Regions from separate parts of the Mus musculus genome. Here region 1 is linked to region 2. Evidence: chromatin loops called from intact Hi-C (ENCODE). Cell type or tissue: left cerebral cortex. All regions are shown on one strand.

Region 1 (2,500 bases), 140 kb after region 2:
GCACATGTGTGGAGGTCAGAGGACAACTTTGTGGAATTGTTTCTTTCCTATCTTTATGTGGATTCTGGGGCTAGAACGATGGTGTCTAGGCTTGGTGGCAAGCGCTGTTCCATCTCAGCGGCCCTCTTTGTCCACTGTTCATCTGTTTACATGCCCATTCATGAATTCTCTGAACCACCTATTCATTACTTAAATGCAAGTAAGTTTTCATCCATTTACCCAAATACTCATGTACCTATTTATCTATAAGCCATCATCAGTCCATCTCCCAATTTAGCCATGTCTGCCACCAATCTATCACCGTGCTCATCTGTCCACCCACCATCCACCTCTTTATGAATTTACAGACAGACTCAAGTACTCATTCATCTACTAACCCCCACCATCTCTCCAGTGATGTGAGAATTGCCACTTACCCCCATGATCTCCACCCGGGTGTGGGGGCACAGGTGGGAGCCCTCCTCTTCTCTCTGGAAAAATGGAATGAGTTCAGATCTGCCCTAATCTTGCTCCCCCACATCTCTGGGTTAGTTCTTCATAACCTTTATTTGAACGAGAGGACTCACCCTCATTGATTGGTGCTGGTGGTGGTGGTAGCTGGCGTCTTTCTGTGGTTAAATAGGGTGGACTGAGAGCCAAAACCATGAGAGGGGCTTTTCCAGCCTCACACCCGTGCACTCACCTCTGTCTAACCTACCTCCCCCCAATTCCCACCAAGGCCTCCTTACCTCCGCTTTGCCTCTGATTCCTTTTTTGTATCTTCTCCTGCACCAAGGCCCGGAAGGCCTGGGCTTCACTCTCATCCGCAAAGTTCAGTCCTACTTGACAGTCCTATACATGCCTTGGGGTCAGCAAACTTCTAGTACGCCCCCCACATCCCCGGGACTTTCTCATCTCCTCCCCATCCCCCCCAACTGCAGCGCAAGGATGCACAAGCTGCTCACTTACATCTCCAGCAAAAGTGTGGAAGAACGGGGTGGGAGTGAGATAAACCAGCTGAGAGTACAGCTCCTGTTCCCAGAGTAGCCGACCAGCCTGGAAAGTGGGGGGAGGTGCATGCTGAAATCCAGGCATCTTGGGTGGCAGACCACTGGAGCATGGTGTCCAGGTTTGGTGTCCCGGGGTTTTATTTAAAGCTCTTCAGCTTCAGCTCACTATCAGAGTTTGGGTTCTAGGTGTCTGAGAGTCAGACACCGATATGAGAGATATGGGTTTGGGAGCCAAAGCCTATATGTAGGAGTTGAAGGCTCCACGTTGTGAATTTAAGATTCCAGTTCTAAGAGTATTCAACATGATTTAGAACATATTTGAGGCTGAGGCTCAGGTATTTGTGGAGCAGATCTAAGTCTTGATATAAACCTTCTGAGGTCCGTCTTCTTAGACTCAGAATGAGAAAAACACAACTTGGGATCTGTATTGGTCTTTGGTTCTGGAGCTCAGGGGGTCACTGATATGAGTGAAGGCTTGGAGCTGTGGACAAAAACTGGTTTTGTAAGTTGGGAACTAGCTTTCCTGTCCAGTGGGGCATGGGGTCACCTGTAGGCCATAAAGGCGGATGAAGTAGGACTTCTGAGGGTTATCCTTCACGAAGCACACAGCCCCGCAGTGTTCCATGGTCCAGTGCTCAGCTCCAGGGGGCAGTGCCAGGTAGAGCTGAACAACTGTGGTAGCCAGTGTCTAGGAGGGGAGAGCAGGGGTCAGTGCAGTGTGCTCATGGGTCACCAGGCCTGGTCCTTGCCTGCCTGTGGCTTTCATGAGCTTGGGGAAAGAGCTGTAGCCAGGAGGAAGGGGAGTAGACATCAAGATAATGGGGAGTGAGTGAATCTGAGGAGAGGAGATGGGGAGAAGGGGGATACAGGGATGATGGGAACAAGGAGAAGGGAAATATGGGTAAGAGGAGGAAGCAGAACGGGGAAGAAGAAGTAGAGAGGAAGAAGAGGAGAGGGAGGGAGACTGGGAGGACCAGGAGATCTCCCAACTCACCCAGCATTTTCGGCCAAGAAGCTCAAAGAGTCTCTGGTTTTCATGGTCCTGGAGGAGGTTGGAAGGAATGTTCTGCTGAACGGCTGGTCCCCCTCGGCCCCCAGGCCTGCCTCCTACAGGGCCAGGGCCACTATTCATGCTGCCTTCTGCCTTAGTCCTCTCCAGCTAAGCTCTGGGTGCAGGGTAAGAAGAGGAACTTCCGCAGTGAGCAGGGGAACAGGAAGTACAATAAACCACAAGGGAAATAAGTCCTCCAGGGCCCCCCAGAGGGCCTGTTCTCCTCTCTAGGACAGGCATGGGCCCTCCTCCATTTGCGTGGCTAGATCCAAGTTTGTAATGAGCTCAGGGCATCTTCCTTTCTTCTTTCTTCCCAACGTCCTCTCCCTTTTTGTGCGGGGCCATTTCCTTCTGACAGGCTTAGATCAGCCTTGCTCTAGTCGGACACTGAGGGAGAGCTACGCCATCTGCAGAGCTTCTCCTTCAGGGTAGCTACGCAGAGAGTAGTCACAAGTCTGTG
Region 2 (2,500 bases):
TCTCTCTCACCAGCCCTTGAAGCCCCACAACTAGGTCCTCTTCAGCTGGTTGGCTCAGCTTCTTCATTTTGCCTTTCTTCTTTACCTCCGCTAGATTGGGGCTGGAGTGGGGTACAGCACACTTCTTTCCACCACGCTTCTGCCAATCAGACAGAAAAATCAGAGTCTGGACATGGCTGGCTGGCTTCACCCTCCACCCCCCCCCCCCATCAGGGCAGGTCTGGGGCCTCACCAAGGTGGCGCTGGATTCCTGAAGGGGTGACTGGGGATTGTGCCTACTCTTTCGCTGTCTAGTAGAAGAATCTTGGCCGGTGGAGGTCATGGCTGAAGAGCCTCAGCTCCTGGAAAGGCTCTAGCAAAGGTGTAGTTGGTGAGGCAGCTGGAGTGTCCAGAGGACCCCACATCCCTGTCCCTTCCTCGGCCCCGCCCCCTAGTCTAGATCGCAGCCTTCACCGGGTCCATTCCCGAGCCTTCTAAACCGCCCCCACCCCCCAGGCCATCTTCTGCTAGAGGAAACCTGGTCCTGTCCGGTCCCCCTGGACCTCGCTGCTTTTATCCGATTCTCTTTCCTCATTTTGCCTATTCACTAAACGAGGTAACCCCAGGCTCAATCAGGCTCTTCTTAGGCCTGCCCTACCCAATCACCGCCCCCCCCCCATCCACTTCCCACATCCTTTCATACCTCTAATCTGCGCCCGGAACGCTTGGCTTCTGCAACCTGCCCGCTTCAGCCTATTTCCCCAGAAAAATCACCCACCTTTCTAGTCCGCCAGACCGGGCTGCCGCGGCCTCGGCAGCACCTTTAAAGACTCACTCAACTCCACCTCCTGCAGGGCCGAACCAGCGCCTTCCACTCGCGCAGATCTCGCCCCGAGCTTTCCCCGTGCCCCGCTGCTCCGAGGACTGCCCCTTTCGATCAGAATCCTTCAGACCCCACCCCCTTCCCAGACGCCTACCGTTTAACCAGGCTCCCTCAGCCCCTTCCAAGCCTCCGCCCATCTCCCGCCCAGCCACCGACGCTGGCCAATCCTTCCGTCCCTACTCACTGAGCTCTGCCTCCTTTTCAAACTCCGCCCTAGGCTCACGCCGCCAAATTCCCGGCGACCTGTGTGGCCCCGGGCACCTGATCCCTTCTTTTCCATTGGGCTGAGCTTTTTCATTTGCCCGCCCACGTCCAGCCCCCAACATGGATTCAGTCCGCCCACAACGCTTCAGGCGCAAACCACACCTCTCGCGAGCTTGGCCATGGAAACTGATCATACTGCGCCTGCGTGGGGTGCTACTCCCTAGTTCGAGACCCGGATCTGCCCCTAGCGCTACCACCCCTCCCCACACACACGCACGCACACCCCACCCCCGCATTCGCCGCTGCGGTCGTTCTGACTGGCTATGGCTGCCAGTCTCAAGTCCAGGCTAGTCATCCTAGGAGACCTACGGATCCACATCAGTTGTGTTGTGCAGTGATTCGAGAACAAATCAAAGAAGCTAGATTCCCGAGCTGCTTTTGGCGTTGACGTAACTCGCGCCTGCGGGTGACTAGTTGGAGATAAACGCTAATAATAGACTTTGGCTGGTGGCAGCCAAAATGAGCGTGATAGTAAATGCTGATAAGTTTCTGAGCTGGTGGCCACTGCGATGGTATTCAAGAAGCATCCCCAAATGTTAGCTATTAATGTTCTGCAGCGGAAATGGGGACTGGAAGGAGTCTCTACGAGGTGAGGCAGGGGTGGGGCTGCTCACTATGTCAGAAAGCCCGACTTTCGTGAGGTAGTTTGCATTGTAAAGCTGCTCTGTAGACTACACACACGGGGACTTAGATTTAGATCTTGGACAGGTCACAGTTCTGTCCTGTTTCCTTACCTGGAAAATTGAGATGCTAGTACCAAGGCCAGAATGGACTTTCGAAGGACAGTGTCTCCTGAATGGGAGCTCAGCCTACCTGTCCCCCTCCACCGAGTCATCAAACTTACAGCATGTGGTGGACCGAGGAAGGAAAATTGTCCCTGTGACTCTTTGAGATGGCCATCCCTTCTAAGTATAAATCCCACAGGTGGCCGAGTTGTCCTGATCTCCCCATGTCAAGGACATCGTTTCCTAAGGACCTGTTGGCAGAGACCAGAAAGAATCCATCTGGAGTTCTGCATCACTGACTAGCAAATAGATTGACAGTTCCATACTCCAGCAGCCAGACCCTCTGAACCTCTTGCAAATGCCAGTTTCAGTCCTCCATGTTCTCAGCACAGAACATGTTCTCAGCACGGGCTATCTAAATCTACACACACTAAAGAAAATAATAATAATACCTAAAAACATTCTAGGATGGTGATGCCCGCCAGCCGAACAATAGAGACGGTTCCTGCACAACGGGGCTCAGTAAACCTTATAAAAGCTAAGATTGCAAATAGCTTAGGCTTTGCATCCACATCTAATCTTTATGATACACTTCCTTTCTTTTAAAAATGACCTTGCTTTCATGTCCAGGCTGCTTAGAACTTCTGGC

Evidence for each region. Hi-C counts contacts between places; a loop is a spot of excess contacts. Peaks named below come from ENCODE experiments on the same cell type or tissue, not always from the same donor. Only the 100,000 strongest peaks of a DNase experiment are listed, where the experiment ranks them.
Region 1: a loop joins it to region 2, with 2.3 times the contacts of the local background. A loop is called at or near these places in 1 of 42 quality-filtered maps.

The regions. Positions count from the first base shown.
Region 1 is chrX:8,088,308-8,090,807 of GRCm38, forward strand. It overlaps Was (Wiskott-Aldrich syndrome), which reads right to left and starts at 2,184. Exons shown (of 12, transcript NM_009515.2): 1 at 1,984-2,184; 2 at 1,537-1,677; 3 at 949-1,035; 4 at 729-831; 5 at 567-608; 6 at 417-470. The coding sequence starts at 2,121. In left cerebral cortex, no CTCF peak of the experiment used is centred here; DNase peaks (open chromatin) are centred at 1,006 and 2,198.
Region 2 is chrX:7,946,893-7,949,392 of GRCm38, forward strand. It overlaps Hdac6 (histone deacetylase 6), which reads right to left and starts at 997. Exons shown (of 29, transcript NM_001130416.1): 1 at 758-997; 2 at 233-352; 3 at 11-139. The coding sequence starts at 322. It overlaps Gm39488 (a long non-coding RNA gene), which reads left to right and starts at 1,253. Exons shown (of 4, transcript XR_878039.3): 1 at 1,253-1,715. In left cerebral cortex, no CTCF peak of the experiment used is centred here; a DNase peak (open chromatin) is centred at 1,132; H3K4me3 peaks cover 1,676 bases; H3K27ac peaks cover 468 bases.